Regions from separate parts of the Homo sapiens genome. Here region 1 is linked to region 2. A link is a contact called in ENCODE Hi-C or POLR2A ChIA-PET data. All regions are on one chromosome and are shown on one strand. The core of a region is the stretch at or near the end of the contact, and the rest is flanking DNA. Distances in the headings are between cores, read along the strand shown.

What was found. A loop is a pair of places that touch in the nucleus more often than their neighbours do. ChIA-PET counts read pairs that join two places held with the same protein, here RNA polymerase II (POLR2A). Pooled maps may share reads with other maps.
Region 1: a loop to region 2 is called in a map of Right ventricle myocardium inferior, with 2.5 times the contacts of the local background. The contact joins two enhancer-like sites. A Hi-C loop is called at or near these places in 10 of 168 maps with a recorded cell type or tissue (IMR-90, OCI-LY7, Right ventricle myocardium inferior and 5 more) and 4 of 50 pooled maps. POLR2A ChIA-PET finds 5 or more read pairs at or near these places in 3 of 52 experiments (AG04450, OCI-LY7 and WTC11).

Annotation. Positions count from the first base shown.
Region 1 is chr13:39,576,257-39,583,634 of GRCh38, reverse strand. All of the region lies in intron 2 of LHFPL6 (LHFPL tetraspan subfamily member 6), which reads left to right. Among named protein-coding and RNA genes, the nearest start is that of LHFPL6, 23 kb to the left of the region's middle. Within about 2 kb of position 5,598, at least 3 of the 41 ENCODE cell types and tissues checked have a DNase peak (open chromatin) inside an H3K27ac peak, as active enhancers do; they include heart right ventricle and left ventricle myocardium inferior, where a contact is called at or near this core.
Region 2 is chr13:39,499,712-39,507,351 of GRCh38, reverse strand. The region is part of intron 2 of LHFPL6 (LHFPL tetraspan subfamily member 6); the gene reads left to right. LOC105370170 (a long non-coding RNA gene) reads right to left here and starts at 2,046. Exons shown (of 4, transcript XR_007063765.1): 1 at 1,629-2,046. Within about 2 kb of position 5,516, at least 2 of the 41 ENCODE cell types and tissues checked have a DNase peak (open chromatin) inside an H3K27ac peak, as active enhancers do; they include heart right ventricle and left ventricle myocardium inferior, where a contact is called at or near this core.

The DNA of each region.
Region 1 (7,378 bases), core at 4,349-6,848, 76 kb before region 2:
TTCACTTATGCTAGTCCTTGTGAGGTAGAGGTAACCATTATTGTAATTTGGAAAGAGAAAATGTCATTCTGGAATTTCTCTACATATTATTTGAATGTGTAAGTTAACACTGGTGTCTAGGTATTTGATTGGGAGGTACAACTGTTAGAGTTTTGCACCCAGCCGTATGTGGTAGCTCACACCTGTAATCCTACCACTTTGGAAGGCTGAGGCCAGTGAATTGCTTGAGCCCAGGAGTTCAAGACCAGCCTGGGCAACATGGCAAAACCCTGTTTCTACAAAAAATACATAAAAATTATCCAGGCATGGTGGCATGTGCCTGTGATCCCAGCTACTCAGGGGGCTGAGGGGGGAGGATCACTTGAGCCTGGGAGGCAGAGGTTGCAGTGAGCTGAGATTGTGCACTGCACTCCAGCCTGGGTGACAGAGCAGGACCCTGTCTTAAAAAAAAAAAAAAAAAAAAAAGAATTTGGCATCCTGTACATTTTCTTCATAAAATATTGTATGCTTGTGATAACTTAATTTTTGCAATTAGGTGTATAATATCTTTCTTCTCTGATTGTAACTCCCCAAGGTCAGAGGTCTGTTTTAATCACCGCACTATTTCCAGAGCCTACCAAAGTGCCTGACAGAGAATGCAATAATAGTTTGCTCTCCACCTGAGACTTAATATAATATGGCCTCCTTGAAAAGCTGTTGTATATATACTTTTAACCCAGTTCAATTTTGCAGCTTTTGATCCAATTTCTACTTTGCAGAATGGCAGATGCTAGGCCTTGTGTTGAATAATGACTTAAATATGACGATGTCTGTCTTCAGGAGGCTCAAAATCTGGTGTGTGGAATTGTACAGATGAATGATGCAGCTGCTAAGATGATTGCTGTTTGGTTGATATCCTCAAGATCCTGTAAGATACACATATTGGGTAAGCTATGGAACAAGGTCATCGTCTGTCTGTCTTAGCCAAACTCAGCTGCAGACCCTGAATCCTTTCTCCTGAATTTTCAGCATTGCCATTAAAACCACACCCCCACAAAAGGGCCAGGCAAGGGTACGTTCAGATCTCTTGAATATTTTGCTACTGATCAAATTCCTGCATTGTGAAATGCCTTCCCATTGGTTGCGGGTTAGCTGTGGTAGCCACATGATCATTACATTTCCATCCTCTCCCCTGATCCTGCTTTGTAGGATTGGCTCTGCATTGATTTCCTTAATGGCCTTACCCTCCAAATACCCCAGTTTGATAAAAGTCTCACTGGACTACAATTCACATGGTTGGGTCTTGTTACCCTCTTCTTAGCGATTTGCAGAATGAGACCCTGGACTCTGGGACATGTAAGACAGAAAGAGAGCGAGATGAAAGATGGGATGAGAAATGCAGTCGACGTGACTTGGCAACTGATTGTCATGTGAGATTATGCATCAGTAGCAGCTCTCTCTTTTCAAGTCCATGAGCCTCGTAGAATGAGGCCGCTGCTTTTGGAGACTGATGTGTCTACAGGAGGCCTGATTTAGGAAGCAAGGGGATGAGTTGAGTTCTGGACAGCTTTTGGTTCAAGTTCTGCAGGGACTTTAAGGTGGAAGGCCAAATGGACAGTTGGAAACACTGGGCATAGAGCTCATGAGAAAGATCAGGGTAAAATACATAGATTTATGAAAACAGTGTTTTGAAAACCTTCACGTGGGTAGATACTACTTCATTTACTCTTAAAAACACATGGCTTTTGAATTTTGACATTTTCTTTTACATTTGATTGTGCTGGTTGAAAGGCAAGCTCCTAGCTGTGTCTACTTTAATCATAATTTTAAGCCTCCCCTCAGATAGTGCCAGCTGCTTAACAGTTACTACGCTGGTGGACCAGGATGATGGAGAAGTTTGTACTTTATAGGAATAGCACTTTTTTTTGGTTTGTTTTTGGTCTGGAATAGATTGCAATAAAAATCAAAGTAGGAAAACAATTATGATGTTCATTAACAAAAGATACCTTGGGGGAAAGCAGAATCTAGAAGTGACCATGTAGTTAGAAAAAAAAAAAAGAGAGAGAGAGATTGTGAAAGCTGAATATTTTAATTTCTTCTTCTTCTTCTTTTTTTTTTTTTTTGTCTCATGCATAAAGATGGTATTCTATTTTGATCGCCTGGTGGAAGAAAGTCAGTTCGTTTATCTCATCCACCCACTGGTGGCTATCCTGATTATAGCCTCCTGGTAGGAAACATTTAAAATTCAATTTGGCTGTCTGTGCCCTTGGTGCTCAGTAGGTTTCATTAAATTACACAGCGGTGAGCTCTTCTTCCCTGTGTGGCACCTTTTGATGTACATTTGACTTCAGTGTAATTTCAGACAATTGTACTTTGTGTGGAGTGGTTTTACCATAATAATCTTGCAGTCCAGATGAGGCAGATCTGGAACTCTGAATCTGATGGGATTCTAAGATGGTGGAAAATATTGGACCAGGGAAATATTTTCATTTCTCTATACTTTCCTTATTTAGCTTGTTAGGCTTGTAGGGTTTGGCAGATTGTTTCTGTAGCATTACTTACAGCATGGGATTAGAATAACATTTTCCCCCCATGTGGGATGCTTTAGGATTTTACATGCAGTCAGATTCCAGAAAAAACTGTTTCCTCAAGTCTGTAAGTAAAATGAAGTGTTAGTACTTTTTTCTTGTATTAGCAAGTCTTAAAGTACCACCTTTATTCGTGTGTTCACATTACTCTATGGCCATGTGTTGTCGTGCAAAGCAAATGAACAGAGGATCTGGACAGACAGGGTTAAATTCTGCTGTTCATCAGTTTCCTGGTTCTGGACAAGTTACAGACTCTTGGCCTCAGGTCCTTTGTTTACAGGATGTAATAGTAATATTAGGTCCTAATAGTAATATTAACTCTTTGAATTTTTGTGAAGTTTAAAAACATGTAAGTTACCTAATATCAGGCATGATAAAGTAGATTCCCAATAAATGGTCGCTATTACCAACAGTTGGTTACATAAATATTTATTGAATCCTGCTCTGTGCCAGGAAACATTCTAGATATTGGGGGTAACGTAATGAACAGAAGCAGACTAAGAAAGAACAGTAAAGAATTATAAAGAACTGTAAAGGAAGAACTACAAAGAAAGGACTTTGGTTCTATTTTCATCTACTTTTAGTTTTCTATTGCTTTCCCACTGCATTTCCTTAGCTAGCTGATTTTTGGACTTGTAATATTCTTATTAGTAGGTGACTTCTTATTCAGGACGTGGTAAATATACTGTGTTACTAGATATATTTGACCTCCACAGATCATAATTTGAGATGCCATGCAGATATCCTTATGCATGTTCTCAGTGTCTGGACAAGTTTTTTTTTTAACACCTGTCACCACATAATGGGTTTTCTTACTTCTGATGGCATTTTAAATATCATCTGTCCCTTCTGTGAGACCCCATCTTTAATTCCCCATCTCTCTTCCCATATGCTTTCATGTGTTTATAGTCTGATTACTACCTGTTCATAAATTTGTATTTTTATCTCTTTTGCATAACCACTGAGACCAATTAAAAGTACAATTAGTTCTTTAGAGTTCTAAGTCAACTAATGCCAGCTGCTTTTAATATGGCACTTCGTAATATACAATAAATGTTTATATACATTTTCTCATTTAATCTTAAGATTCTGCTGCAGCTTTGTGCTTGAAACTGTGATAGGTACTATGGGAACAAAGAAGTAAATGTACTACAGGGCTGTGACCCTGAGGAGTTTATAAATTCATTGCTTTGGTCAGTAGACTCTTTTCCTCAGAAAGATGCCATTGTTATTCTACCAACAGCAAGCTTCAGTATCATGTTATATTGCTAGATCGTTATTCTATCTTCACAAAATGAAACTTGCCAGTGATATTTGCAGGTGTATGTTGAAGTGATATTTTCTAAGATTAGGGCTCAATTGAGGGGTTTCGGAGCTTTCATTTCTGATCCTCGGGGGAATTGAGCAAAATAAAAAGAAAATAATATCTTTGATGGTTGTATATAATTCTTTAAAAACTGTAACAAGTATATTATTAGAAAAAGATAAAAAAATTTTTGAAATTGATGTCAGAAATGGGACAGAAGAATGTGCTGTAAAACTGAATTAATCTGAAACTAGAAGCTGAATCTGATAGAATGACAAGAAATTTCATTGTCTTGAATTTACTATAAGAGAGTTACTTAATGTAGTATATACCTCTATGTCATGGAAGCATGCTGTTACAAGAGTCATGTCCTGCTGGGTCATGACCTGCTGGGTGACCATTTAAAAAGCCTTCTGGCATTAAATATTGTTCTCGTTTAGTGTCCTGATGCACTATCACATTTGTTTCAAAATGGCTCAGAAGACTTGTGGTGGGTGGAGAGTATCTGCCCTTGGCCTGGGCTCCCTTCCTGCATGCCTGCCTCACTCCTATGCAGCCTCATGTTGCTGCCAGAGTAATCCTCTTGGGTGTGAGCATGGCCCTTTCATGCTCAAAATACCTTGGCTGCTCCCTGTAAGATAAAGACCTCCTACAGTGTTACCCCAGGCACTACTGGACATATTACCATCCATTCACCCCGGTCTTGTTTATTCTACTTTAGCCACACTGAATCTTCTGATGTTTCTTGTGCACTAGTTACACGAGAGGTTACATAAGATTAGAATAACATTGTTGTGCCTTTGCTGAACGCTGTTCCCTTCACCTTTCTCTCCTCTCTTCACAGACCCCAAACCTATTTGCCTTTTAAGGCCTGGTTTGAATGTTGACTTATCCATGAAGTCTCCTCTGATTGCCCAGCTGGAGGGAATCTTCTCTTTCCTGAGCTCCTGGGAAACTTTATGAGCAATGTTTTTGGTGGGGATTTGGGAGAGCACCATCTACCACAGATGACTGTCAGCTCCCCTGGCCCCCGACTGTGGCCTCTTAGCATAACCTGTACCTGTCACAATTTTTATATGCATTTGAATGATGACTTGTTGAAACGTATTCTGGAAACTTTTGAATTCAGGTGTTTACCTGAGCAAGATACTGATTTGGGGTTCATGACTTGCTTGCCCCGTGTCCTCTGTGTTGTGCTGGTAATTTCCTTCCTTCCTTTGGCTAAGTCACTTCTTGTGTCCATCACTCTCACACCTCATGGCACAATGCAGATTCTATGCAGTTTTCTGTCTTGGATGCCAATGACTGAATGCTTAAAATAAAATTCTGTTTAAATGTATATATCTCTGGTCAAGTTAATTTCAAAAGACGATTTTCTTATATCTGTTCCTACTTTAGTTGCACTCATACAGACAGCACAGAAATGCCCAACAGTTGAACATGTTACTGTGAGGTAGTCCGCGGCTGTTGCTTTATGCTGATTTAATCATTTCTGTCAGGGGTCTTTAGTAGGGTGCTTTTGTCCTATCACTCCATGATGATTGATTCAACCATTTACTTTAGATAACAACTAACTTGGTTGCTCTTTTCCTGGAAAGGAAAAGAGAAATTTCCAGTGATATGGGTTGAGACATGCTGCCCGTGTGTATTTTAAAGGTGGTGAATGCACTGAGAACACTTCTCTTCAATTCAGTCTTGGTTGATGGATAACGTGTCTTTTCTGGCAAGCTGCCAGGACATGCTTGTTTGTGTGCTACCAGACATTTCTATTTTAAAATATTATCAAATGTCAGCATTAATATTGAGTTGTTGGGGCTGGGCTCATGGGATTACAGGCTTATGCTTGTAATCCCAGCACTTTGGGTGGCTGAGGTGGGCAGATTGCTAGAGGTCAGGAGTTTGAGACCAGCCTGGCCAACATGGTGAAACTCCGTCTCTACTAAAAAAAAAAAGTACAGAAATTAGCTGGATATGGTGGCATGCACCTGTAGCTAGTCCCACCCTTGGGAGGCTGAAGCAGGAGAATCACTTGAACCTGGGAGGCGGAGGTTGCAGCGAGCCAAGATAGCGCCACTACATTCTAGCGTGGGCGACAGAGTGAGACTCTGTCTTAAAAAAAAAAATTGAGTTGTTGGAAAGATACTCATAAGCCACCAATTAATGCAGATGTTGTGTTTTTCATTAAGACCATCACACCAGACTGCCTCTCATAGATGATCCAAATACATCTAATGGGATAATAGCTCACTGGGGTGCTTAGAGCTTGATACTTAGAGACAAGTGGAGCTCTTGAATGTGTGTGCACATTGAGTTTCATTCTTTTAACTTGTACTTGGAAGCACATATGCTCCTTTCTAAAATGCTAACCTTTCCAAATTTGAAAAGCAGTTTCCTGAAATGCGTACACTTGGCCCTCAAGTACTTGCTACTTCAATTTTCCTTGGAGGAACACTGCTTTCTCACTTAGGGTGTAGCCTGTTGGAGAGAAGGCGGGGGTGCTCTGGAAGACCAGGAGGAGCAGCAAAATCAGGTATATTTGTTCAATTTAGGAATACTGTAACCTTCTTAACTGCCCAGTGAAATTTTTGTTAAAGTTTTAAAGGTCACATTAGCACTTAAGTATTTTTCTAAGTGTTATCATTTTTCACTGTTTTGTTTTTTCTTTTCATTTTTAACTCCATGAAGATCGTGAGTTTATCTGTCTTATTGGAGCGTTTTGCATCTTTAGCACACAGTAGGTCTCAACAGATTAGGACATTGGGTGAATGAATGAATAAACACATTCTGTTGGTAAGAAGGTAAGGGTAATAGAATAATAATGTTCATATATCTAATGCAGGACTGGTGATATAATTTGGGAGACTGAATACAAAATGAAAATGCAGGGCTCCTTGTTCAAAAATTATTAAGAGCCCAAGCAACGTAATGAGACATTGTCTCTAGAAAAAAAATTTGTTTAAATTGGCTGGGCATGATGGTGCATGCCTGTAGTCCTAGCTACTCAGGAGGCCGAGTTGTGAGGATCACTTGAACCTAGGAAGTCGAGGCTGCAGTGAGCCATGATCACCCCACTGCACTCCAGCCTGGGCAATGGAGTGAGACCCTGTCTCAAAAAAAATTATTAAGAATTTCAAGATGATGACAGCAGAACAAGTGTGACCCTCTGGAGCTGCACGGGTCAGAAATCATGAAGCCACTCTTTTGTAATGCAGAAAAAAGCCAGAGATTTGAATTCCCATTTTTTATTTTTGCTTGTGAAGTAAGCATACTTTATTCTTTGTTTTCCAGTTAATAGTATGAAAGCTTTGCTTCTTTGCTTCCTAGTGAAATAGGGAGAACAGCTATTTAATACTAGTACCTGTCACACCACAAATTGGAACTAATGCTTAATTTACCATCTTTGATGTCAGCCTCCACCAGTTTTCTTAGCACAAAATTTAAAGCAGTAAACTCTACCAACCTAAGCAATCTATTCTCATTCATGGCCCCAGTATTTTTACTGACT
Region 2 (7,640 bases), core at 4,267-6,766:
TGCTAGACCTCTGACGGCACAGGAAATGCACTGCAGCTTCCCTCCTGTCTGGGGTCTACAGGTCCTAGCATGCAATGGCCTGATTTCATGTGGGCCACAGAGCACTGCTTGTAAGGACGTGTAGCTTCTGTTGGCTACCCGTGATGGAGAGGAACTGAAGCAGAAATGGGCAATAAATTCTTAATGCATTGCACACATTACGCATCATGTTATTTTTAAACAAAAGGCATACCTTGCATTTTCCCAGTAAGCTAGAATGCATTTATGTTTACCAAAAGGTGGCCAACTATTGCTTGGATAACCCGAACAGCTTTTATAAGCACAAACGTGTTTATACAAACTTGTTTAGAAACATGCATGCACTGTTCAAAAAAATTTGCAGTTTTTCTTTCCATTAAACATCTCCTTCTTGGCTAGCTCAGAGTGTGGAAGTAAACTCAAAGCACTAAGCCATTTAAAATAGAAATCAGAATTTAATAAGGGAATGTCATGTTTCATTTAAAAGCTTATCTTCACCTCCTTTTCTTGTGCTGTCAAGTGAAAGAAAAGCTAGCTTTATAATTACATAGCTGCCTCAGCTTTAGCTTATATGTGAGATCTCACATTATTTTTCCACACCTTCCCCCCCACCTCCCTATCCCACCTCCTTCCTTCTCTGCCATTCAACCCTTTCCCACCCTGACTTGCTTTCTTATGCTTCTTAAGGAGCTGACAGAATGATGGAGCTCTGTTGATTAAGCTGCTGAGTGGCGGTGGCCCTTATTAATTTAGGGGTCACAAGCAAAAAATGAAATGAAATAAAATAAAATAAATGACTTTAGTGTGAAATGTTTCTCACTGTGGATCATCATCCTAGCCTGGCTGGATAGAAAATTAGGTGATTTTGGTTTCCACTGCTCAGAAGAGCGTGAAATCCCATGGGACTCAACTTTGACAAATGTTTACTATCTTCTCTGAGGTCCTTTCTCACAGTTGGTCTTCGTATTCATCACTGAACACCATTAGGATCCTCACCCCTTGTTAAGAACTTGGCCAAGGAATTAGCAGCGGGACCCTCAGGTGCTCTTTCACATACATTTTTATGGTAGCCTCTTCTTGTTTTCCTAATCACATCTATTAACCGCACTGTTGATCACAGAATATTACGTCCACAGAAGCCAGAGCTGAATATTGGAAATCATATTGTTCCCTAGAAACTGTTATTGTAAGGAAGTAATGTAAAAGATCATAGTGTAGTATAAAACCATATTATTATACTTGGGGCTGTTTTGTCTGTAAAAAGAGATAGTTCTTGCTTGATCACCTGCATGACAAGGTGATCAGTTTTGAATGCAGGCTTTATCTGAGTTGAGTGGTTAGAGGTTAAAAGGAGAGATGTTCCGCAGATCCTTTATAATAAATGATGAGGACTGAGAAATTATTGATAGCTCCTCTGTGGCAGTAAGATAATGCATCCTTGTTTAGAGGATAATATTTTCATTTGTAATATAGACAAAATGTCATTTAGAAAATGTATAAAAGTGGATAATACCCTTCACTCTATCACTGGAAATCTGTAGTGGGTACAGACCTAATGAAGTTTCTCAGCTTTAGAAGGAACCAAGAGAGTCAGCTATTCTCTGTCTCACCTGTGAATCCCTCCACAGCACCCCCAAACCTTGTTTGACACATTCGGTGAGAAGGAACTTGCTACCTCACTGTTACTGGATAGTTATATCAGAAAATTCATCCTTCTTTTAGCCAAAATCAGCCTCTCAGGAATTGAACTAGTTGATTAAACTCTGCCTTCTGGAGCCTCTGAGGATAAATCAAATCTGTTTCTGCCAGGAAGCCCTTCATGTGTTTTTTTTTTTTAGACAGTTCTCGTATCTCCTCTGAAGTTCTCTTTTCCTCCACCAAGTAACATAATCCTCATTTCTTTCAGTAGTTTGTCACTCAACCTCCTCTGGGGTCTTGCGCAATTCCTTATGCATAGTAGGCCTTCAGTGAATGTTTGAGTTGACAGATTCCTGACATCAATTATGTTCTGAGTTCCACTGAGATTCTACTGACAACTGTCTTCTACTCCGATTCCGCTCTCTAGAATGTGGAAATAGCAGTGATTCTGAGGATGTTTTCATGCTGATAACATCTATACCTGATTGATGTTAAACCATTCTCTTGACCTCACGTTTCCTCCTGGAATGGTTGACTGGTCCTCCCTTCCTTTCTCTTTTGCGTTTGCATCAATTCCCAGAGAAGAATGTTTAAGAGAAAAAGGTGTGTTTGTGTAAATGAATCTAAAATGAAAGATCTAGGAAAGAAGCCTAAGCTTTGGGGGAACATACAAGTCCTTTCATCTTTCCTAGTTGATGGAAAAAACTAGAAATTGTAGTTGTAGTTAAATTCATTTTAATTCATTCATTTATGTAATGAGCCAGGTCATTTTTATTTATTTCAGGAAGGTCATGTACATTGAAAATGACATTATACAATTTCCTCTGCGGTTTTGGCAGCATATATGACAGCAGGCAAAGATGTAGGGGAATATGCTTATTCCTGAGCATAAGTACTAGAATTAGAAGTGTGGGGTTTCCTCCCCAGTTTCATGTGTGACAGCACTAACCTTCAGTACCTCAGAATGTGACTGTATTTGCAGATAGTCTTTAAAAAGTTAATTAAGTTAAAATGAAGTCATTAGAGAGGGCCTTAATCCAATGTAACTGGTGTCCTTAGTAGAAGAGGAGAGTAGGATACAGACAAGTACAGAGGGAAGGACCATGTAGGATGAGCAAGAAGGGGACCACCTGCAATGCCAGCCAAGGAGAGAGGCCTCCGGAGAAACCAAACCTGCCAGCATCTTGATCTTGGACTTCCAGCCTCCAGAACTGTGGGAAAAGAATGTTTGTTGTTTAAGCCACCCAGTGTGTGATACTTCATATGTGAGCTCTAGTAAACTAATACAGCGAGGAAATCTTCTAATTTAAATTCTGAAATATGCAGTCGAATTAAGATTAAAGAAAAGATTTAAGATCCCATAAGATATAACTACAAATATTTGGTCATTAATGATAATGTTGGATCTACTAATCTTATTCATCTGGATTTATTAATCTGAAATAATACCAGTCCTTCCCATTTAAGTTTTGAAAGGAAAATTTATAAAACATTGTGATTAAACTATATGCTTTAAAACATTATTCTGTGCTACAGATATATTAATATAATTTAAAACATGTTAGTGATCCTTCCGGTGACTCACTGATGCCTTGCCTCACCACAGTCATATATTTATTATTTAGGTTGGTGCAAAAGCAATTTTTGCCATTAAAAGTGATGGCACTATCAAAGCTAACATTTTTGGCAATGGAATGATATACCAAAACTTCTAATTTTACCATGTTATCATCTTTCTTATTTATACATGGTCTGCCAGCATGTTTAATTGTTAGACTCTTCAAGAACTTTTGGAGGAAGCTTTTTGTATTTGACTTGTCAAAAGGCACATTCTGGGAAATTGATCTGGGCCCTAAATAGGCATTCAGCAAGTTATTGGCAAAATAAGTCTGCTTGTCAAACTGTGGGTGACCTACTAGTGAGTTGCAGCCAAGACTTAATAAAGTAAATTTGAATAGAATTGGATAGAGAATATCAGTGTACAGACATAGTAAGGTTACGTATTGTGTAAAATTTCTTTCAATTATATTCATTAATTCAACAAATATTGAGCACCTACTGCATACCAAGCACTGTTCTAGGTGCTTGGGATACATCATTAGACTGACAAAAATCCTTGGCCTCATGGAGCTTTCTCTGTAGTGGGAAAGATAAATAATAATTAGCACAATAAGTAAATTGTGTGGTATGTTAGAAGCTGATTGTGCTATGGCAAAAAGAAACAAAGTGGCAGGAGGGGATTGGGAGTTATGGTAGTATGTGGGGGGGATGGTTGCAATTTTAGATATTAATAAAATGGTCAGGTAGGCCTTATTGAGCTGCTGTTTGATCAGAGACAGGAGGCAAGAGAGTTGACCATGTGGATATCTGGAAGAAACGTGTTAGAGGCAGAGGGAACAGTCAGTGCAAAGGCACAAAGGTGGGAATTCCTAGAATGTCTGTAGAATGGCTGGGAGGCTAGTGCCTTTGTGAGGAATGAGGGAGGGAGCGATGTGTCCAGTGGTTGAGGGTGCCGGGTCAGGTAGCATTTATAAGTCACTGTAAGCATTCTGGCTGTTCTGAGTGCAGCTTGGAACCACCCAGAGTTCTGGGCATAGGACTCACATATGTATGGATTGTAATTGAAAATGCATTTATTGGCTAGGTGTGGTGGCTTGTGGCTGTAATCCCAGCACTTTGGAAGGCCAAGGTGGGAGGACTGCTTGAACCCAGTAGTTTGAGTCTGCCATAAGCTATGATCGCACCACTGCCCTCAAACCTGGGTGACAGAGCAAGACCTTGTCTCTAAAATAAATAAATAAGATACAACAATAATAAATACAAATTTAAAAAAGAAAATGTATTTATTACTCTGGAAAAGACTAGAAGAGACTGTCATGTTAAGGAATCTGTAAAAGTCCCATTAAATGGAGTTTCTGTGTTTAGTATGTTGGGAGTTCCACAAATGGTCTTTTAACTTTTGATACTGGTTTACCAAACCTGAGGGAAAATAGAATCACTTGGGGCTTTTTAAAGATCCTGTGTTCCAGCTTCACCCTCACCCTGGACTTACTAGCTCAAAACGTATGTGTGTGTGTGTTTTAGAGACAAGGTCTTGCTCTGACTGGAGTGCAGTGGCTTGATCATGGCTCACTGGAGCCTCAAGCTCCTGAGCTCAAGTGACCCACCCACCTCAGCCTCCTGAGTAGCTGGAACCACAGGCGCGCCACCATGCCTATTTTTTTTTTTTTTTAATTTTTTGTAGAGACGGAGTCTCACCATGTTTCCCAGGCTGGTCTCGAACTCCTGGGCTCAAGCGATCCTGCCGCATTGGCCTCTCAAAGTGCTGCGATTACAGGTGTGAGCCATTGTGCCTGGCCAAAATGTGTATTTTTAATATGCTGCTGAGTTGACTCTTGTATGATCAGGAGGAGCATTTGCGAATCACTGATTTTTTGAAAAATCTGAGTTCAGTTTCTGCCACTTCCTAGCAGTCAGGCATTGGCCAAGCTACTTAACCTCTAGCCTCAGAGCCTTCCTGGCAAGGCCATTTTGAGGTGTTTGTGCACCATCTGTGACACACACAGCAAACACTGTAAATGGGAGCCATGTAGGGCCTGGGGATTTTCCCCAGTGTGGCACTTCAGAATCAGAACAAGTGATAAGGAATCCACAAGAGAGTGATTTACAAGAAAACAGAGTTCTGCCCATGAACAATTAGTTGTACTGCAGACCTCCTGGGCCCTTGGCTCACTGTCCTGCGAGAGTCATGTGGCCTGGTGAAATCTGTGAGCCCAGGTCCCCTTTGATCTGGCTAATTATAGTGAAGCATGGAAAAAATGTTAATTGCTTGACTCTTGGCTCCTCTTTTTCTTAGCCTCATGCTTCTCTGCCCTGGTTCGCTCTGGGCCAGCCTCTTGTCAAGCTTTTGAACACATGGTTGATGTCTCTTTAGAAACTCCATGACCACACTAAGAGCAGGGGTTCCAGCCTGCCCTCTCCATGGGGTAAATGGAGAGAAAACATTTCAACTCATGAATCTTGTTTCTCCATACCTCACCCACCCCCAACCCCTCTTTTTTTGTGAAATGCCACAAATAACCATCCTCAACAGTGTCAATAAAGTTGAGAATCCCATAGATAGAGCCTGGGGGGAAGCCTCAATATGTTTTGTAGGAAAATTGTAAATAATTGTTAGGGGGGAAGGTAATGGAGCAAGTTTAAGCCCATTGTCTAATTTCTTTTAAAGCACAGACTCTCTAAACATTGAATTTTAATTGAATTCGGGAGGCAGAAGGAAAAAATACATTCTATGATGTAAAAAAAAATTCTGGGCTGTTTAGAGAAAGATAATTTCAAACACTGTAGCGCAAAGTAATAGAATAAGATACGAGAAAGGATAGCGTGAGAGGCTGGCACTATACTGAATGGTGTATCCACATAGGAGGTATTGTGGCAGAGTTCAAAGAACCCTGGACTGGGAATCAAAAGGCCTGCTTACTAGTCCAGCTTTAGACACCGACTTCCTGTTGCTAACAGCAAATATAACAACACCGGGAATAACAGAACAGATCGGGCACCTATGATGTGGGCTTCTGAATCTAGACCTCAAAGGTGCCCACACTTTTCTCAACAACTAAGATAGAGGAAAGGATGAGACTCCAGGGCAGTGGTCCCCAAAGGAGAGCATCAACATCACTTGGGAATGTGTTAGAAATTCACATTGTCACGCCCCACCCCAGACTTACTGAAAAACAAATTGTGGAGGTAGAGCCCAGCAATCTGTGTTTTCCTAAGTTTTCCAGGTGATTCTCATGCTCACTCAAATCTGAAAATCACTGGTCTGAGAGACACAATCCAAATTTCTTGTCCAAGTTTAATTTATGTTTAATACTATGTGAAATACTGGGTTTGCTTTTGGTCAGAATACTTAATTTATTTTGAAATTAAAAGAGGTGTCAAATTTTTATACTTATCAAGAGGCGTAGTATACATTTTAAAAGGTTTGAGAACATTTAATATACAATTCATGGGCCTTTTCTTAAGAAATTTATGATTTAATTGAGGGAATGACATCCTTGTTAATCTATCAGCAGGTGCATAATAAGGAATACAGGAAATGAGCTAGTGCCGATGGAAGTAGAAAGAAGAATTGAGATGGGGGCCGGGCACGGTGGCTTATGCCTATAATGCCAGAACTTTGGGAGTCTGGGAGGTGGGAGGATCGCTTGAGCCCAGGAATTTGAGAGCAGTCTGGGCCACATAGAGAGACCTCATCTCTACACAAAATAAAAATTTATCCAGGCATGGTGGCATGCACCTATAGTCCCAGACACAAAATAAAAAATTAGCCAGGCATGATGGCATGCACCTATAGTCCCAGCTACTTGGGAGGCTGAAGTGGAAGGATCTTGAGCCCAGGAGGTCGAGGCTGCAGTGAGCTGTGATTGCACCACCACTGCACTCCAGCCTGGGCAACAGAGCAAGACCCTGTCTCAAAATAAAACAAACAAAAAAAATAAACAAACAACCCCAATAAAATAAAAAAAGCAAAATGCAAAGGGCTTATACCTGGAAAGTGAGATGATGAAGGGTTTGAAGAAACATACTGAGGCAGGACCTTGGGGGTCAAGACAGAGAGAAACTGGCTTATCTGGGGGTAAAAAGGACCCAACTGGTAAGAGAGAGGAGTTTGATTAAAAAAAAAAAGAATAAACTCATTTGGATTTTGCAGGAAACTTTCTAGAATCCTGGACAAAATAGCACAACAGAAGGATTCTCAAGTAAGAGTGTCATGTCAACAATGTGTGTGATTGTGTCAGGCATGACCGTTTCAGCTGCACGTGACAAAAACCCAATTCAAAGTAGTTGGATCAAAAAAGAATTTATTGGCTCAAGTTACTGAAGACCAAAGATAGCCTGGCTTTCAGCCTGCTGGATCCAGGGGCTCTGGCAAAGTCACGATTTATGGGTCTCTTCTTACCATCTCTGTGCCAGCTCCTTTC